Linked DNA regions of Homo sapiens: region 1 is linked to region 2. A link is a loop called in an ENCODE intact Hi-C map of the cell type or tissue named here. Cell type or tissue: psoas muscle. All regions are shown on one strand. Links, peaks and the distances in the headings refer to the core of each region. The heading gives the core; the rest is flanking DNA.

Region 1 (10,142 bases), core at 2,981-7,980, 120 kb before region 2:
CTGGAGAGGCCCCAGCCGCTTGGCGATGCCAGCCAAGCTCTGCAGTCCCAGCGGTGGGACCTAGGGAGGCATGGTCTGCCCTCTGCATCCTCTGGAGCCAGCCGAGCAGGAGGCCTAGGAGGGTCCTCTGAGACTCCAGACCTGAGGCGAGAAGGGCTGCTTCCCTGAAGCTCCCACAGTCCCATCTGCTTCAGGCCCCCGCCTTGGCCTGTGTTCTTCCTGGCCGCCTGGGTCCAATGCTCAGGTGCTGGGGCCTGGTTCCCGGAGAAGTGTGCCTTCTCTCTCCCTTTTCAGGGACCGCCCCCTGTCTCTCAGGGCCAGGCCTCTCCCTCCTCCAGGAAGCCTTCCCCTACCCCTTGTCGCCCCTCCCTCCCAGAGCACCTGCTGTCTGGGTGGCTCACTCAGCACTTGGTGTGGCCTTCCCTTCTACCTAGCGGGATGGGGCTCCCCCAGGGGCTGTCCCGGAGGCGGTGGGCCTGGTTAAATAAGGCAGGGTTTATATGCACTTTCTTCCGATCTGTACCTGAGAGGTTTGTGGAAAAGATGGCAAATGGGGAATAAAAAGATTTTGTGTCAACAGTAGAGACTCCAGGCCACCAGCACCTCCCTCTGTCCCTGTCCCCTCTCCAGCTGTTTCCTCCATGGAGCTCTTCAGCAATGGAGGGAAATAGGGTTTGGGGTCACTTTGTTGTGCGTCTTGGGGATGAGGTGGCTTTTCCCAGATGGCCCTTGCTGGAGAGGGACTGGGACACGGCTCTCAGTCCATCAGCACAACTCTAGGCTGCTGCTGCGGAGGGAGAAGTTGAGCTTCCTAGCTCCAGAATCACAAGCACCCACGAGAGCACAGACCTGTGTAAGACAGGAAAGCAGAACCTGCCATCGCTCCTGGGGCGCGCCTTCCTTTCTGAAATGAACTGGCTGGATGGAGAAAACAGACTCAAATGTTCTGGCCCGGGTGCCTGGCACTCCCCACCCCCGCCCCCCACCGGCCCTATTTGAACTTTATATTGCAGTCAGCTTGGTGCTTTCCGAAATGCCATTAGCCATCAGGAAACCCTTGTAGTTGGTGCCTTGCCAGCCAGAACCTCTGGGACCCACGGACCTGCAAAGAGGCCGAGTGGAAAGGTGGGGGCCGGCGCAGGGATTTCAGGATGAGGTGAAAGCGATTCAGTGCGCGTCTGCCCTTGGCCACTAGGGGGCAGCTGGCGGCCTTCCCTGCTGTTGTCTTCCTGCAGGGTGAGAGGAGCAGGAGCCGAGCTCCACCCCCACGCCAGCCTTGGGCCCGGCCTGGGATCACTGCTGGGAACGTGAGAGTGAAGGGAGGACGCCTACCCCAGCTTAACTTGTAGAAATGGCCCCAGATCACTGATGGCTGTTCCCTGCCCCTTCCCTTCAAAACACAACGCATAAAGCAGTAATACTAATTAATACTGAACGCTCACTGTGGACTAGGCGTGTTTACGCATCGCCCCTTCTCATCTCTGCCCCGACCTCAGTGTCATTGCTAGTCTCATCCCCGCTTTACAGACCAGGAAACCAAAGGTCAGAGAGATCGAGTAACTGGTGCAAGTCCACACAGCTCATCAGCATCTGAGGCCGGATTCAAATGGACTCCAGAGCCTGCTCTTAGCCCCTACGTGTGTCTGCTGGGTGCGGCTCTGTGTGCAGGCTCACTGCGATTTTTTAGCTTTCTGTGCTCAGGCTCGTTTTTCTGGATTCGGATGTATTTGACCGGGGTGGGGCTCGGACCTGCATGTTTTCCTCCCCACGCGATTTTAATGAACAACCAGGCCAGAGGCTGCTGTGCCCTCAGTGATGGCGCTGGCTGACAGCCAGCCTCCAGCCTTTAGGAGGTGGGCCTGGGAGCCTCCCCAGGCTTCCATAGATGTCCGCGGCAGCTGTGAGATGGGTGCAGGGGACAGAGGCTGAGACCCCCAGAGCCCGTCTGCTCCTTGAGGCCCTCTCTCTCTCATTCCCTGGGGACAGGATGTCACTCCTGGGGCAGGGGCCAGCTCAACACTCTTGCTCCAGTGAAGCAGCTGCCGGTGCGCTTTGGCCAGAGCAACCTTTCAACCCAGCCACCCCTGCGGCCACCATATGGGCCTGGTGTCACACTCCTGGCTACCTTGTAGACAGTTGGCACTTGCGGCTGTCACCCCTTCTCATTGCCTATTGCAGTGGTTCTCGCTCTCAGAGCTGCACCTCGGAACCACCTAAGGACCCACGAATTCCTGACTCCACCCCAGATATTCTGAGTTAATCTGTCTCAGCGGTATCTTTTTAAAAAGACATCTTTTAAAAGCTCCCAGGTGATTCTAACGTGTGACCAAGCACCACATGGTGCTGCACACCTGTAGTCCCAGCTACTCAGGACGCTGAGGCAGGAGGATCGCCTGAGCCCAGGAGTTGGAGGCTGCAGTGAGCTATGATGGTGCCACTGCACTCCAGCCTGGATGACAGAGTGAGACCCCGTCTCAAAAATATTTTTAAAAAATAAGAAAATGCAGCCAGGGCTGAAGATACCGAACTGGATGACCCCAGGGTCATCTCTGCACGCCATTGTGGTGGTTGAGCACTTCAGCCCTGCCCACCCCCTGGCCATGTGACCTTGGGCAAGACAGCTTACCTCTGGAGGCCACAGCTTCCTCATCGGGAAAGTGGGATTCACTAATACCCACCTTATGGAGGTTTCGTGGGGATCAATGAGAAAATATACAGAAGGCCCTTGACACAGTGCGTGGCACACGGTAAGTGCTCAATAAATACTCATTATTATAACTGTCTTATGCTGAGAGATAAGGGTGTCTTCCAGAGCCCCAAAACTTCAGAATGGTGCACAGAGCTGGCTCAAGGCGCCCTGCCCAGATGGTCCAAAGCCCCTAGGTTGAGACCCCTTGGGTCGCTGTTGGAGAAACACACCTAAGGCCCACCGGCTTTCCCACCTCCCTGCTTCCTCTGCAAAGAGGCGGTCACATAGCACTGACACCTTCTTTGCGAGGGGAACAGCAGTGCCTTTCAGGTCATAAGCTGGAGCCGCTCCCAGGGTCTGCAGCCTGAAGTTCTCAGAGAATTTCCCTGGTTCTGGCAAGGGTCTCACTTTGGGAGGCAGGCAGGAAATACTGTGGTTCTTTCCAGACAGAGTAGCTGCTATGGTTGCACTGATGTCGTCTCTGTCAGTGAGGAGTCCTTTTATTTATTTTTAGACAGTCTCACTCTGTTGCCCAGGCTGGAGTGCAGTGGCGCCATCTTGGCTCTCTGCAACCTCTGCTTCCCAGGTTCAAGTGATTCTCCCGCCTCAGCCTCCCAAGTAGCTGGGATTACAGGTGTGTGCCACCACGCCTGGGTAATTTTTGTATTTTTAGTAGAGACAGGGTTTCCGCCACGTTGGCCAGGCTGGTCTCGAACTCCTGACCTCAAATGATCTGCCCACCTCGGCCTCCCAAAGTGCTGGGATTACAGGCATGAGCCACCACACTTGGCCTGGTGAGGAGTCTTTCCTCACCAAGGTTTCTGTGGCCTGCTGGCAGCCAGTCGCGTTGGCTGGCTGGCTCCAGGTCAGCAAGCGTGGTGGGGGGCCGGCCCTGCCCTTCGCTTGTGCTTGGCCCAGCCAGCTCCTTTCTCCTCCACGGCTGTTTTCCTCCTTGTTTCCTCAGCTAGCGCCCTTTGGAAGACACCTGGCTCAGGGGCCCGCACCTCGCAGGTGCTTCCTTCCCCAGCCCTTCCTGGTTTCCAGCTAATTTTGGACAAGTTCTTTGGCTGTCTCTTAGCACCTACTGTCTTCTAGGAAGGGGCAGAGAGCTGGATTTGAGGCCAGGAGCTCTGGTTCCTAGTCTGAGCTCTTTAGTTCTCAAATTATAATATTTTTACTATTACAGAAACAGTGTAAATACACTGTAGAAAGAAAATACAGATTAGCAAAAATCACATCAAAGCACTGTGTTTTTACCATACAGAGATTACCCCTGTGAACAGCTGCCACCTTTCCCTCTGTGTGTGTGTGTGTGTGTGTGTGTGTTCATGCTGTTCGATAAAGTGAGATCATACTGTACATGCTGTTTTGTTACCTACCTTTTTGGTTTCCAGTCACCTTTCTCTGTCAATATGTTTCATCTCTAATGCCCAGGCTATAGTCACATTTCCTCCAGTTGGGCCAGGTGTCCGGCACCCTGTCTAATACCACATACCTGGCTGTTACAGCCCTGGCTTCTCTTTTAATCTAGCACAGCAGCCCTACACACACACACACACACACACACACTCATACCTATTTTTCTCCATGATATGACTTGCTTAAGAGACCCAGCGGATCATCCTGCAGAATGCTGTGTCTTCTACACTGGTCATTCAGAATCCAGCCCCTCCACATGGCTTTGGGAGGTCTTGAACCCTTTACTGAGCACCTACGATGTGCTCAGCATGGTGCTAAGTGCTTTGTGTGCTTTATCCCTGTGAATCATTTCAGTCCATTGAGCTAATTACCGTGCTTATCCCCATTCTGTTGGTGAGTAAACTGAGGCCCAGAGTAGGGAAGTGACTTGCCCAGGGTCACGTGGCAGAGTGGGATTTGCACGCAGTTCTGTGTAACTTCAGGGCCCTGCTCTTAGCCCGTGTCTAGACTCTCCCCGGGGAGGTGACTGGTGACCTCTCCGAGCTCCCTCTCCCCACCATACCTAATTGACAGAACTGAGTTGTCACATCTGCCCCAGCGGTGCTGGCCCAGCTCACCCCTGCTGCCCGCTTGGCCCTGGCTGTGAACACCTCAGACCCCCAACCTACACAACAAACAGGCAAAGGGAGCAACCTGCCAAAGAACATGATGTGTGGTCTCACAGCACTGTGCCCGGAGCCCCCACCTCCCCATATCCAAGGAAAACCTGGCACTGGGCCGAACCTCACACCTCACACCTCATGTCCTCAAAACTGAAACAGACAAGGGCAATGGTCTCCCAATGAATGCTTCAGTTGCTTGAATCCAAAAGTGTCAGGGTCAGGAGGACCCTTGGAGATCACACAGTCCATCACCTCGTTTGCTGTGAATGCGGAGACCAAGACTCAGAGAGGGCAAGAGATTGCCTAAGGTCACACAGTGAGCCACCTTGTCCTCTTCCTTGCCATTTGGTTTTCTCCATGCGGCAGGGTTGTCACAGGAAAAGCACTTGCAATCCAGAGATCCGTCTTCAGGCCCAGCTTCTGCACCTGCTGGCTGCGTGACTTCCAGCCGGGACTCCTCTGTACCCCCAACTCGGCCTCAGTTTCCTCAAATGTAACATCCCAGGCAGGGTGCTAAACCCCTCAGGCATCATTCCACTTACTTCCCACAGCAACCCTGCAGACCAGGTACAACAGAACCACAATTCTTTGTCCAAAATCCTGGGGCCAGATGTGATGTGGAATGGAGGATTTTGCAGGTTTTAGGGAGACCCCCTCCCGGCCCATGTTTCATTCCACGTGGCATCTGGGGCAGCACCACCAACCCCTGACTCTATATGAAAGGTACGAAGAGTCCCACTAAGTCGAGTGAAGGCCATAAATAATATGTGAGCCTATGTGGCACTGGCCTTTTTTTTTTTTTTTTTTTTTTGAGACAGGGTCTTGCTCTGTTGCCCAGGCTGTACTGCAGTGGCAAGATCACAGCTCACTGCAGCCTCGACCTCCCAAGCTCAAGCAATTCTCCCACCTCAGCCTCCTGAATAGCTGAGACTACAGGCATGCGCCACCACCCCCTGCTTCTTTTTCTACTTTTTGTAGAGATGGGGTTTTGCTATGTTGCCCAGGCTGGTTTCCAGTTCCTGGGCTCAAGCAATCCTCCCACCTCAGCCTCCCAAGGTGCTGGGATTACAGGCATGAGCCACCATGCCCAGCCTGCTGCATTTGCTGACAAATGAATTTTGATGCCAAGGCCCTGGGTTTCAGAGTGTCTTGGGTTGTGGGCCTGAATTATTTCCCCATTTTGCAGAGAAGCAGACAGATGCTCTCAGACAGGCTCAGTGGCTCACCCGAGGGAGTGTGCTCAGGTTTGAACCCTGTCAGTCTAGCTGGACGAGACCTCCTGCACCGCAGGGTCTGACCAGGGCCCTTCTTTGTCGCTCAGGGTGAAAGGGCTCTGTACTGGCCAGTGGGGGGTGAGACGCCATTCTGCCTGGTGCAGCGTGAGGGCAAGGGGCCCCGGGTCCCAGGTACACTGGCTCAAGCTATTAAGTCAAACCAGAGTCTTCTGTCTTATTTTTTTTCCACCATAAACCTTGTAATGTGACAAACGAGGCTGCAGAAAAGTGGCCAAGTGACAGGTCCATGACATAGCTGCCGGACTCTCTTGGGGTTTCTGTTTCCTCCCAAAAACCAGGGAAGCAATGAGGGGGCCACAGCCCGAGGGAGAGGGAGGGGGCTCCTTCTCCTCCCAGACCAGCCCCTGCCTCCCTCCAGACCTAGGGAGGGCATGGGGGAGGCCTGAGCGCATTGATTCTCACCACACTCAGGCTCACAGAGCAGGGAGCCACTTACTTGCACAGAGAGGGTAAGAGACGGAATGCCAACTGAGCCTCTTTTACAGGCATCTGAGCCCAAACCTCCATGCTCCCTCACTCAGATTAACAGGGTCTGTTATACGTGGTTTTTCGTTTGTTTTTTAATCTCTCTCTCTTTTTTTTTTTTTTTTTTTAGAGAAAGGGTCTCCCTCTGTCACCCAGACTGGAGTGCAGTGGCGTGATCACAGCTCATTGTAGCCTTGAACTCCTGGGCTCAAGCAATTCTCCCATCTCAGCTTCCTGAGTAGCTAGAACCACAGGCTCATGCCACCATGCCTGGCTATGTGTTTTATTTTTTTGTAGAGACAGGGTCTCTATGTTGCCCAGGCTGGCATGTTGTCCTGGGCTCAAGCGATCCTCCCACCTCGGCCTCCCAAAGTGTTGGGATTACAGGCGTGAGCCACTGCACCCAAGCTGTTATACATATTTTAAATCTGATCAGGAAAATATCCATTTTGAGGCATTTGGGTAATGCACTGGCTGAGGCCACGGTGGCCCCCTTGGATGTTGAAGGGGCACCGAAGCTGTCCTAGGCACATGGGCATCCTCCCTGCCCAAAGAAAGAAGCTGCCAGACTCCACAGCCACTGCAGGCAGGATCCAGCCCCTTCTTCATGAGCACTATCCATTCAGCAAATGTTAAATGCACACGTTCTATATGCCAGGAACTGGGCCAGGCCCCAGGGAAGTGAGGTGACTGACCAGAGCTGCTCCTGCCCCGCTTCGGCATGCTGGCCGTGGTTCCGGAGGCTTTCGTGTCACTTCCTCCGCCCATACTCATGGCGAGCCCAGGAGGAAAGTGTGGTGAACCCCATTTTACATAGCAGGAAACTGAGGCCCAGAGAGGAAGTCTCTGCTCCAAGTCATGCAGTCATCAGGTGCAGAAGCTCGGCCCTGAGACAGGTCTCTAGATTCCAAGCACAGTGCTCTCCTGTGTCACCCTGGCTGTCTTGGCCCCAGATGTGGAGGTGAGCATTTGTGGGAGAAGGGAGGTGAGCAGGATGTGGAGAGGGGAAGGCAAGGAGAAAACCAAATGAAAGAGGACAAGGTGGCTTGCTGGGTGACTTCCGGCAGGTCTCTTGCCCTCTCTGGGCCTCATTGTCCCCATCCATTGAAATAATGGTGTCTGTTTACTCTGCCAGAAGCTCCGATGCTCTCATTTAATCCTCCTAGCAATCAGTATTTTGTGGACTCTGGGCTCAGACAGATCTGGCCTTTGATCTGTGGCCTGACTACTTCCAGCTCTGGGGCCTTAGGCAGGTCACATTATTTCTCTGAGCCTCAGGTGCCTCATCAGTAAAGTAGAAATACTAGGAAATAATGCACATCTAAAACATAGCTCAGGCTGGGCGCAGTGGCTCATGCTGTAATCCTAGCACTTTGGGAGGTCGAGGCGTGCAGATCCCTTGAGCCCAGGAGTTGGAGACCAGCCTGGACAACATGGCAAAACCCCGTCTCTACCAAAAATACAAAAAAATTAGCCGGACATGGTGGCACATGCCTGTAGTCCCAGCTACCTGGAAAGCTGAAGTGGGAGGACTGCTTGAGCCCGGAGGTCAAGGCTGCAGTGAGCTGAGATCGCGCCATTGCACTCCAGCCTGGGCGAAAGAGCGAGACTTCATCTTAAATAAATAAATAAATAAATAAATAAAACGTAGCCTGGCACCTAGTACTTAGACTCAGCACCCGGGGGATAGGAACTATTGTTATTATCAGAGAGGGGGAAACTGAGGCTCAGAGAGGCGACGCGACAGCTCAGAAGTGGCCAAGCCAGGATTTGAATCCAGTAGGACTGACTCTAAAGCCTGGGGCCTCCTCCCCTTTCATCACTAGGCAAGGCTAGGTTTTGCTGACATGTCCTGTCCCCAGAGGGAGATTAGAGGGAAGAGCCACCCCTTTCAGCCCTGAGGGACTTAAGCAACTAGTTGGATCTGGCTGGGCTGCCTGAGACCACAATGTGAGCCAGTGATGATCACAGGTCTGGAAGTTGGAGGACACAACCTTGGAGGAAGAGACTCCCCTCGAACCGAGCACCTGCCTTCTGTTGTCAAGACAGCCACATCTGCTCCATTTCCCCTTTGACTTCACTGGGCAAGGGATGTTTTGTGCACACAGCTGGCCTTGTCCTTGGCAGGCATCAGAGCGGCTCTCACTCGCCCCACGTTACCATCTCCTACCATCTGCCTCAAAGAGACACATCCACCACTTGATGGACGTTGGTCCATCAAGATCATTCCCCGATAGAGCTACAAGGACCTACACTCTGCAGATGAGGAAACTGAGGCACAGAGATGGGTCACGCAGTATGGTTGTGGCAGAGCTGGGACTCAAACCCAGGCTCTGAATGGCTGAGGGTGCTGGGTCAAGATGGGGCATCCCAAGGTCAGGAAAAAGAGCAAGAGAGCTGCTAACGTGTCCTCACTGGCCCTGGGAGATGCTAGTACCTCTGCTGATGCCAGTAGTCAGTTTTGACCAGAGTTGGCTCCACGGAGGGCTGAGGGCACGTGGATGCAAGAGTCACGGCTTTGATGAGGAGTAGGGTGAAGGTGTGTGGCGAGGCCAGGATCGGGACTCCCCACCTCCCCACCTGCCTTGTGTGGTTGAGGAGAGCACTGTGCAGGGAGCCAGCATTTCTAAATGCTGTGTGACTTAGGTGAGTGGCTTCCCCTTTCTGGATCTCGGTCTCCTTTTCATATCTGAGATGTTATTCCCAGACCCATGAGAAGCCCCCGGGGGCCGTGGCCTGGTCTTGTTCCCCGCCTGCATCTCAGCATCACTCTGATAACCTCTCCCTGCTCAGGGGTCTCAAACTCACAAGCCTCCAGGGACCAGGCAGGCAGCCACAAGCCAGGCTTGGGGAGGACGCGGCAGGCCCCTGGCCCCAGCTCCAGCCAGCTGTTGCCCTGCAGGGTGGTGAACCCACCATCCAAACCTTTCTATTTAATTTTTAAAAAGAATTCAGAAATCTGGAGTTGTGGATAAAATTTGATTTTTAAATACCGTTCAGTAATAAAACCAAATTTTAAACAATAACAAATGATTATGTCAAGCCCGGGTGCAAAATGGAAACCACCCCAGGGTTGAGACCTTCAGAAGCCGGGCCCCTCTGGCTCTGGGGAGTGAGCTGGGGCATGGGGGTCACCCCCAGGGGTGGGGCCCCCCCTGGAATCTGATTACCCCTCAGTGCCCCACGAAGCAGCAGGCCTGCGGGTGGCGGGGCGGCAGGGGCACCGGCGGCTGGGTTGTGAGCTCATCCCCGGGAGGCACAGATGGTATTTTTTTTTATCAGTGTCAGCACGGACTTCTTTCTGCTCTGATGACTAGATTCTAAAGAGGCAGTGACATTATTTGAGATAACAGAGGGAGCAGAAAAAGGGTCAGCAATGGAGAGAAAACGGCAGAGCCAGCAGATAAAGGGGAGGCCGGAGGGGGCGGAGCACCCTCGCTGGGGGTGCACCCCCCCATTCTTGTGATTCCTGCTCCCTAAGCCTGGCTCCCTGTGGTGGGGGCTGGAATGCCGCCCGGCCCAGGGCAGCGGAGAGGCCCAGACAGCTGCGCCGAGCCGCCCGCTCTGCTCCCCGGCAGCCCTCCTTGGCTGCCCGGCCGCCCATTCCGCCTT
Region 2 (10,142 bases), core at 1,730-6,729:
CTGAACCCCACCATGTACCCAGCTGGCAGGCTGAAGTTCCCAGGGTCCCCAGAGAGATGTGGGCCTCCGGCCCTCCAATAGGCTACTTCTGCTGGGGAAAATGTGGGTGCCCCTCCCCCAGCCAAGGAAGGTGCAGAGGAGCTGCTGCCTGCTGCACCCCTAGTCCAGGGGCTCCCCATGCTGTTCTACCCCAAGGTCAGGGGCCTTGGCCAACCTGGAACTCCTGATTGCCCCCTGCTCCTTCTGGTGTTTAAGAGGATTTCAACGAGCATATTGTGAGGCTGCTTAAGTGAATGGCGGGCAAGTGAGGCCCATCAGTGCCAAGGTCTGAATAAACTGTGTCTCTGTCAGGGCACCCCCAACCAACACACACCCCAGTACTGGCACGCTTCCCTGCAAAGGCCCAGAGAACCCCCAGCAAGCATCCTGCTGCTGGCTCTGGGATTCGTCTAGGTCCCTTCCAGCAATTATTGCCAGTGTCGGGTGCTGGTGAAACTGCTGTGATCACATTTCTAGGAAAAGGTTCGAAAACTGTCATTGCCTCAGCAGCGTGGGGCGGGGTAAGAGCAGAGAAAGTGTGTGTTCGGGTCATTAGGAGAAGCCAGGCCCCAGTCTATGCAGCGAGCATTTTCCCTGCTCTTCTACCAAGCTCTCTAGCTAGATTAACAGGTCAATAAATATCGGTGGAGCTGCTTTTGGGGGCTTGGCAGGGAGATGGTATTTCCAGCTGAAATGGTGTCGTTAAACACACAAGCTTCCAAGGACAGAGGAGCAACAGCAGATTGGGGGAGAGCCGGGAGAGGTGGGCAGAAGGGCTGTTTGCGCTGCCTCTCGAAGCTTCCCAGTTTAGAAACAAACTCGGAGTGCGCGCCAGAGATTCACAAACACAGGCAGTTGGAGGCCCTCTGCCGAGTATTTACACTTCCACAGCCAAGGCAGAGGGAAAGGCTGTCAGAATTGGGCAATTCCTTCTGTTCCCTTCCCTCATCTCCCTGGGCTTGGCACTCAGCGTGCCAGACGATGAGCAGGAGGGAGTGCCAGCTTTCTCAGCATCTCCCTATATGCCAGGCGTTTTACATGATCTCAGTTACTCCTTGGAGTGGCTCATACGCTGTGGCCCATTTTATAGCTAATGAAACTGAGGCTTAAACAGAGGAAGTGATGGGCTACAGGTGATCAGCCAGGCAGCTGCAGAGGTTCGGTCCTGAATTGCCCTCCTGGCTCCAGAGTCCTTGTGTCTTACCACCTCCTCCCATGGGGTTTGGGGGACACTCCTACTTATTGGACAGGGGTCCCTGCAGGCATCAGAGGCTATCAGCCATGGAGGGGGAGTCTGGCCCCACCAAGATGCTTTGTCCACACCAAAAGGCAGATTTGAATCCTCTCTTCCTATGACCTACAGGTCAGCGTTGAGTAGATTAACAACTTCCGCCCGGCCTTGTGGTCTGTCTGGTCCCCTCACCCCCAGGACTCCTTTCTCCAGCACTAGGGGAAAGAAGGTGTAGCTTGAAACTCGCTCCTTGTCACCTGCCCTTCTGGGCTTGCTTGGAGGGAGGCGGTGAAGCTGCCCCTGGCCGCCCCAGGGACCTTCTTGGGATGTAGATGGAGCAAGGGCAAACTAGTAGATGAGGTTCCTGACCCAGCCTGAGGGTCAAAAAGCCCTAGAGGAGAGGTGGCACATGAGTCATGAAGAGGACAAATAGGAATGTGCCAGACAGGAGTGAGAAGACTGTTCTGGGTGGCCGGAGTGGCCCTGGAGCAGCCAGTGATGTGTGTGGGCCCTCGTGCCTGATGGGGAAAGGGGCAGCCGTGAGTGGCTGTGTCCTGGAGCCTTAGGTGGATAGGGAAGGTTTAAGCAGGGCAGAGGATCCATTGATCTCCTTTGACAAGGACAGTAACCCTGGACATCTCTTCCCGTAAGCGTGGAAGTGGCCACCTCGGTTCTGGGGGCAGTCTCCTCTCTTAAGGTTGGCCCCACCCCCACTAATCCTTCTCACTTATCTAATTCCTGTAAGCTCGTCCATCCCCTGTCCCTTCTGAGCCTTAGGGCTGCTCTGGACTAAACTGGGACTGGGCTGGACTGCTGAACCCCCTTGATGAGAAACTTGAGGCGCCCTGGTGATGGGCAGTGGCTCCTGATTAGGTGCCAGGCTCTGGCGTGGGTTGGGCCTGGATCGTACTCTCAGCCCGCCGCTTGCAGGCTGTGTGACCTCGGGTGAGTACCTTTGCCTCTCTGAGCCCCAGTTTACTCATCTGTGAGAAGGACCATAGCACTCACTGTGCAGGGTCTGGTGAGGATTCAGGGAGGGCCTAGCACAGCACACAGTATACAGTAAGCACTCAAACGCATGTTGTCATGGCTACTGTTACCTCCTCCTCAGAACGGAGCCTTGAATGACTCAGTCCCTTGGAGCCAAAGGTTGAAGACCCCATTTGCAGGGAGAGGCCCGAACTCTACCAGCTATCTCTGCCAGGGGCTTCTCTGTCCACTGAGGCCCCCACCCACCCACCCACATGGTGAGCACCGGTGGCTCTTTTCTGAGCTTCTGCGGGGGCTGGGACTTGGCCGGGGGTCCCTCCCCAACCTCCCTCCAGCCCCCTCTGCCTTCCCATCCCTCACAAACCGGAGGAAGGCAGCGAAGCAGCTCATATTCATGAACCGTAATTCAATCAGGCGGCGATTCCTCTGGGCTCGGGGCGGGGGTGAGAACGAGGAGGCGCGCACAAAAGGGCCGCTTTATTACCTCCCGCGGGCCGGGAATTGCTGCTCTCTCCCAGCAGCGGCCGGAGCCGCTTTATTGTGTTAACCCATTTGCGTGTCAAGAGCTATTGGGCGCTTTCTCTGCCTGTGCGTTGCGGGCCGCGGGAGGAGGGCTGCGGTGCCGGCCGGTCACCTCCGCGGGCGCCGCCCGCCGCCCTGATTGGTTGCTAAGTGATTTGCATCCAAGGTAATCACTTTTATCTCAGAAGGATGTCGACTATAATTATAAGCTACTGACATCTTTTGAAATCTGCCTAATGACTATTTTAGTCTGCACGGGCTGGGTGTAGGGAGGGAGATTCTGGAAAGGGTGGAGGCTGGGAAGAGGGATGGATTCCTTCCACCTGGACCCCTGATTGCTTAGTTGAGAAATATCTGAGTACCTACTGCATGCATCAAACAAAAGATGGGGTCTCTGTGATGGGGGGCTTGCATCCCTGTGGGCAGAGTTAGTGCCACTTCAGAGATGGGGAAACGGAGACCCTGGGGAAGGGGCGACCTGCCCAGACCACACAGCCAATGTGCAGCCACCATCTGGGTCTCTCTGACCCCAAATTCATGCCCTGACCACTCCAGTGGTCACAGTCAGGAATCATGTAATCATGCCTGGATACAGGTCACCAGACTAGTACCTTCCAGAGTTTACGTCATAACCCTAAGAAATGCACATGCTGGTACCACCCCCATTTTGCTGAGAAGCAGGGGCCCAGAGAAGGTATTATACTTTGCTGCCCGAGGTCACACAGCCAGGGAGTGGCAGAAGTATGAGGTTCATTGGCAGCCAGAGATGGGAAGGCAGAGGCGGGGTTCCAGCTTCCCACTCCTCTTCCCACCCACTCGTGGTTCCATTCGGTAAAACCAGGCTTTAGGTAAAGACTGAGCAAGGACACCCTGTCGCCCGTGTCCCAGTGGTCAAGTGATAAGAAATCAGATGGCCCACAGCCTCTAGAGGGAGTAAGATGAGTCTGCAGTTAACTGGAATTCTAGACAGGGCTGGAGCAGGGCTGGAGGAGGGAAAACCTGCAGCTGGTCCTGGAGGGCTTCCTGACAAAGCGGGCTGTGCTCTGTGCCCTGAGGACTGAGTGGCTCTCCCCAGCATGGAGTAAATGGGGGTGTCTCTGGCAGAGGGAGTTTGGAGACCCGGGAGCATGACCAGGAAGGGCAGGGGGAGCTTATAAGATGGTGGAGGTGAAAGGGAGATTAGGAGGGTGTGCAGGGGGCATCGGGTGCTGAGCTAAGGGTGCTGTGAGGCCCTGAGGAAGAGGGAAGCCAGTGAAAGCATCTGAGAGGCAGGGGCCAGCTAAGATCCCAGTGCCTTAGAGGCCAACAGAGAGCTTGGGAGTCGCAGACCTGGGCTGAAACCCGGTGAGAGAGAGCACCTGCACTCTCACTGGCTGTGTCCTCAGAGAAATTATTTTACCCCTCTGTGCCTCAGTTTCCTCTTGTTCAGGAGAGTCTCAACAGCTTTCTCATGGGCTTGTGGGTGGGGTGAGCTTGCATGTGCATAGTGCTTGCAGGGGGCTTAGCTGAGCCCCTCAGAGCTGGGTGGGCTGGGCTTGAATACAGGCCTGGGCCAGTCCTGGCCCCACAGCAAGCCAGCATCCCAGCCGCAGCAGCTGTTTGGGGCCCTGGGGGCCCCTGCTATTGTGCAGAGGGCACAGGGGACAAAGGCCTGGGAGGTCAGGGGGTGAGGCCGAGACTAGCTGTGAACAGGCTCCCGGGGATGGGGACTTAATGACGCAGAACTTAATGACCCAGAGTCTGTGGGGAGGGGGGCCTCCCTTGGAGGAGGAGGGAGGTCCAGCCACCAGCTGTCTGCTCCAGGATTCGCTGCCAGGGCACGGGCAGCTGCCTCACAGAGTCCAGGCCTGAGCTTGGCACTGGGGGAGGCAGAGGTGGCAGGGCCTCCTGGCATGAAATCCCCAGGCCTGAATGCAGGGCTTGGCCCTGCCCCTCGGCATCTGCAGATCTCCGTCTCTTCATCTGTGATGGGCCAAGGGACCACCTTAGAGGGCAGCTGTGAGGTTTGGCAGTAACCGATAGCCAATGGGCAGTAAACAGGAACTGCTATTTTTGCTCTTTATCCATCCGTTCATTCAGAGAGCTTCCCTGCTCCAGGCCAGGCTCCCTGCCAGATGCTGGGGACATGAAGATGAACAAGCCCCAGTTGCCTTGAAAGGTGGTGTGTACCTACCGAGGGAGAGGCCTCGAGTGCACCCCCTCAGCCACCCAACAAGTGCATGTGGGTTAATTGCCACAATGGAGGAATTCACAGTATGTGGGCACTGTGCCAGGGGCAGGGGGGCACAGCAGTGAACAAGCCAGACGTGGGCCCTGCCCTGGGCCACCACCAGTCTCTCAAAGGAAATCAGAGGTGGAAACAATTACTTCTGGCTGGAGTAGCCAGGGAGGGCTCCCTGGAGGAGGTGGCACTTGTAATTGAATACTTTTGCCTATTATGAGAATCACAGGACACTGGTATCTGCTGTGTGCCAGACTGAGTTTCCTACTTTGGCATTTTGTTCTCTCATTTAATCCTCATATCCCTCTCTGAAGGGTGTTTTTATCCCTGTCATGTGAATGAAGAAACTTAGCCTGATGATGTGAAGCAGCAGCCCTGGGCCACATGGCAGGCCCACAGAACCCCCTTCATTATCCACACAAGCTTTTGCCTCTTCACTGCCTGTAAGGGTACTGGGCATGGTAGGATCCTCGGGCAGGGGCCGAGGGGACGCTGTTCTGGGCCAGCTGTCTCCTTTATGAGCTTCACGACCTTCAGCAGGTCACCTTCCCCCACCCCTCCCAACCCAGACTCAGCCGCGTCCTTCATAAATGTCAAGGATGGCAAATCTGTGGCAGGCCTGGCTTGCCTTATGCCGCTGTGCCCTTGGCAGACATTGCCAATCAATTGCTGCCCTCTTTCCCTGCTGAGTTCTTCCCCTGACCTTGGGTTCCTTCCAGGGCTCTGGGCAGGCAGCGCCAATCAATCAGCAGGGCCTGTGAGCTGAAACCAGTTGCCTGCCTGGCCTCAATGAGCTCAGGGTGCCTCTGGCCCGTCTCCATGTGGCTCAGAGGACCAGGGGGGACAGCGAGGGATTCTAGGGGATCTCTGTGTATCCAGGTTGTTCTTAAGCCACAAAAGCCTTTTAGGTGGGAGGGTCTGTTACCCTCTTCTAACTCCCACTTGTGTTCATCCATGCAGATTCCGAGCACTGACAGTCTGGATGATGATAACAGCATGTATTTAGTTCTTCCTGAGAGCTAGGTCCTTCCTGGGCACTCTCTCGTTCATCATTCTGCAGAACACCTGCAGCAAGCCTCCCTGCACCTCCAGGGAGAATTCTTAACCCATTTTAGAGATGAGGGAACTGAGGCTTGGCTCAGCTAAGCAGAGTAGGGTCACGCACTTGTTGGGTGGCCGAGCTGGCATTCAGACCCAAGTCTGAAAGTTCACAGCCTGGGACAGGGCTGTAGGTGGCAGGCAGACAGGGGAGCCCTCCCAGAAAAGATGTCATTTTTTTGGAGGCTTTAAAGGCTGGTGGGCTTCTGACGGGCAGAGCCAGGAAGGGTGAACGTCCGGGTGGAGGGAACAGCATGAGAGGCAGCTCAGAGGCAGGCAGGTGAGAGTGTTTACTAAGGGAGCAGTGTGTAACCAGATGTGGCTAGAATGTGGAGAGAGAGGACTGTGGAAGGAGCCAGGGCTGGCCTGGATGTTTGGACTTTGCTTTCCCATAGTAGGGAGCTCTGGCAGCTCTTTCAGCAGAGTAACAGTGAGGTCCCGTCTAAGAGTACTTATTCAACAGCTCTGTGAATCCTGGGTGAGGTTGCTTGGGGGGCTACCTTCAGTCTACTAGAAGCTTTGGCCTAGAACAGTGCCTAGTGCACAGTAGGTAGACATCCAAGAAGTATTGATTGAATGAATAAATGAATGAAGACTCCCCGGACTAAAATGCTCCTGACCTCCCCAGGGGCCCAGCTGCAAGGAGGGGAGAGACCAGAGTCCTCCTCTCCAGGCAAAGTTGAACACCAGGCCTGGCAGTGACGGGCAGGAGAAGGGGCCAGGCAGGTACCTGGGACAGGGCTTCCCCTTCACCACTCCCCTACCCTGCTGCCTGTCCCCAGGACCCCTCCTAGACCTTCCTGCTGGGCTGTCTGCACCTTTCGAGCCACACCTGGCGGGCAGTGTGGGCCCAGCGCTTGGGGGGATGAAAGATGAAGGTTCGTGACCATTTTTTAACTCAATAAAGGGAGAGACAAGCTGCAGGCTGCAGGCCGGAGATATAATTAGTTCACAGCAGTGGCGCTTTCTTGATTTAGCTTCTGAGAGAACAAGACAAGGATGTTATACCCAATTAGCAGTAACATCCAGTCGGAGCCTCAATAGGTGAGATAACAAGCTATTTTTATGACTTTTCTTTCCCAGCTTGGAGGGAGCGGGTGGGGGGGGGAGGGGGTATCAGGGCCTTATTTCTTTTCATCAGGGAACAATTATTAGCGATCTCAGGATTTCCCAAAGCCAAATGATGCATTTGTTAACCCAAACATGCAAGCATCCCAGGGTAGCAGCAGGGGTGGCAAGCTGGCATTTTGAGCCCGGGGTGGATGGGAGGGGTGCAGGCCACTAGCCTCTATTCTGGAAGCCCTCTGAAAAGGTTCCCAAATGTGGGCAGCAGAAGCGCAGGCCCTTGAGATATTCTTAGTATTTGCCTTGATTTCCCTACCTGCGTTCAAAGGGACATAAGGAGGCCAGGCCAGTTTCCCTGGGGATGAGGAAGGAGCCAGTTTTGGCCCTTGGCAGCCCTTCTTGGCACCACTGTAGATTCTTTCTGCCAACTAGGCCGGAGGTTCTGGCACCTCAGTCTTGAACCTGCCATTGCACTTTGCCCACCCAACCCCCATTATGGTTCGCCCCACCCAGCCACCCTTCTCCTGTCCTGGGTCCCGGGCCCAGTCCCTGGCAGGGCCAGACTGGTGATTAGCTCCTTTCTCTCCATCATTAGACCCGCAGTCAGGGCACCCAGCACTGGCCAAGTCCCTACTGGGCAGGGAAGCCCTGCCAAGCCCCACCCCAGCTGCCTGGCTGTGCTCCCACTCCTGGCGAAGGCTGGGGGATGCCCGGAGAGGGAGCTGGCAGGGCTGCTGTGATGCCGCATCGCATCGGCCTGGGCCCCAAGCCCAGAGCAGGTTCCTGGGCCTCCGCCCCTCCTCCTGAATCTTGTCCCGCCCTGTCCCACGTCCCATCTTCCTGTCAGTGTGGAGCTCCCCACTCCCGGTTCAGACAACTGACAAATCCAGCCATGCAAAGTGGGAGTTTAATTGCAAACAGTTTTTACGGATCATGGGCCCATCTGTGCCACCATATGCAAAAGAGAAAAAAAAATCCCCTTTTTTTTTCTCCCCACCCCACAAACTACAAAAGAAACAATTGCCAAGGTTTTTCTAGCTGGAAGCAAGCACAGAGCTGGGACCCATCCCCGGGGGCTTCCTGCAGGGTGGTCCTGGCAAGGCCAGATAGGGCAGAGATGAGAGAATTCCAGGGGACCCACCCAGAAGTTGAGATCTGACTGCAGAGAGGCTGTGACAGCCTCAGCAAACTGCTGGCAGCTCCTGAACCCACTGAGATCTCTCACAGCTCTGGGCCTTGGCACGTGCCATGCCATGGTTCAAGTACCAGGTCCTGGCCTTTTCCAGCTACCTGGCTGACACTATGCATGGCCTGTGAGACAGGGCTTGGTGTGGAGTGGGCATTGCACAGTGTTCATGGAAACATGTGAAAGAGCCGTGTCACGGGGCCCCAAGGACGAGGCGCCTTCTGTCCCCTTCCTACCCAAGAAATGCAACTCCAGGAGGCTGGGGCTGACCAGGCCTCACAGACTCCCTTCTTCCCAGTGGTGCCTCTTGCCCTGGTGCCCAGCCTGGCTCTGCCGATGAATGCCACCCAAGATGTAAAGGACATTGGGCGCCAGCAGCCCACCCTCCTCGGGCCCTCAGATGAGGCTTCCCCCGGGGCCTGCGTGAGCTTCTGAGAGGACTCACCTGAAGCAACCTGCCAGGGTTCGATTCTCATGCCACCCCATCCTAGCTGGGTCACTTCAAACTGTCGGTCCTCCCTCTCTGTGCCTCAGTTTCTTCCTCTGTAAAATGGGAGTGCTGGACGTAAAGTGCTTCTCTGCTTGTCATCTCTCTTCCCTTGTGAGGTGGGGGTGAGGGTCCTTTGCTTTGTACACTAATGTCTTCCCAAGTTTCTAATTGGAACACCCAATGTTGAATGAATGAATGAACGAGTGAGTGAAGGAATGCATGAGGGAGGTATTTGGAGGGCTTTCCGGAGAGGAAATGGGACACAGGCACTTGGCTTGCCAGGAATTCAGGATTTTTAGTCCCTTTCTTGTTGGCATCCGGAAACCACCGTGCAATCTATGGGAATGATGAACTCCATTCTACAGGTGGGGGAAACTGAGGCTCAGAGAGATTGAGGGACTCTCCCAAGGCCATATAGCTGAAAAGAGGCCAGAGCTGGGACTGGAACCCTGGGCTGAGCAACTCCAGCTGGCCAAGTCCCTGCCCCTCAGGTGAGGAGAGTCCAGCCCAGAGCTGGGAAGGAGCTTGGCCAAGGTTACACAGCAAGAAAATAGCAGCCAGCATTTGTGGGGCACTTCCTACCCCCATTTTACAGATATACTGTGTGCTGTGCTAGGCCCTCCCTGAATCCTCACCAGACCTTGCGCAGTGAGTGCTATGGTCCTTCTCACAGATGAGTAAACTGAGGCTCAGAGAGGCAAAGGTACTCACCCGAGGTCACCGAGGTACTCCAGCCTCAGAGCCAGGCCAGCCAAGTCCTGCTTGCTCTTCTCTCTTCTCCCTCTCCCTCCCCCTCCCTCCCCTAGGTCTGCACCCTGTGGGTTCCCTATGCGCCTTACCAACTGTGTGTGCCAGCAGCCGGGCCCCGAGCGGGGGTTCCAGTGTCCAAGGCTAGGCACCTTGCACAGCCCTCTTGCAGCAGGTAGCAGGGGAAAGTGGGACGCAGGAAACATCCCCATTTCCTGGGACCCAGGTGAGACCAGGCCAGGCACCAGGCAGCCCATTCCCGGCCTGTAGTGATTACCAGCTCCCATTGTAATCATTAAAACTATTAGAAGGAAACGTTTGCTTGAAGCAAATGTCAGGCGCCAAGTTGTGCTTTGTAAACGCTCACAATTAATGCCAATCAGGCCCGGAAAAAAGCCGGCCCGGAATCCTGTCTGTTTCGTCTCATTTGTCAGCTGGTGCTGCTCCATGTTGCACATTTTCATACAATTGCTATAAACATAAAAGGGAAACTCCACAGTGTTCCCGGGCGCCCGGATGGTGCGCGCCGGCTTAATTACTTGGTATTCTGCTG

The links. A loop is a pair of places that touch in the nucleus more often than their neighbours do. Peaks named below come from ENCODE experiments on the same cell type or tissue, not always from the same donor. Only the 100,000 strongest peaks of a DNase experiment are listed, where the experiment ranks them.
Region 1: it touches region 2 in a loop (2.2-fold over the local background); 56 of 110 quality-filtered maps call a loop at or near these places.

What each region holds. Positions count from the first base shown.
Region 1 is chr12:109,596,685-109,606,826 of GRCh38, forward strand. MVK (mevalonate kinase) reads left to right here. Exons shown (of 11, transcript NM_000431.4): 11 at 1-1,441. Among named protein-coding and RNA genes, the nearest start is that of MVK, 28 kb to the left of the region's middle. RefSeq lists an enhancer at 1,844-2,533. In psoas muscle, for the core only: no CTCF peak of the experiment used is centred there; no DNase peak of the experiment used is centred there.
Region 2 is chr12:109,715,803-109,725,944 of GRCh38, forward strand. All of the region lies in intron 1 of FAM222A (family with sequence similarity 222 member A), which reads left to right. Among named protein-coding and RNA genes, the nearest start is that of FAM222A, 7.0 kb to the left of the region's middle. In psoas muscle, for the core only: a CTCF peak has its summit at 3,691 (motif pointing right); DNase peaks (open chromatin) are centred at 4,629, 4,893 and 5,700; H3K27ac peaks cover 2,873 bases.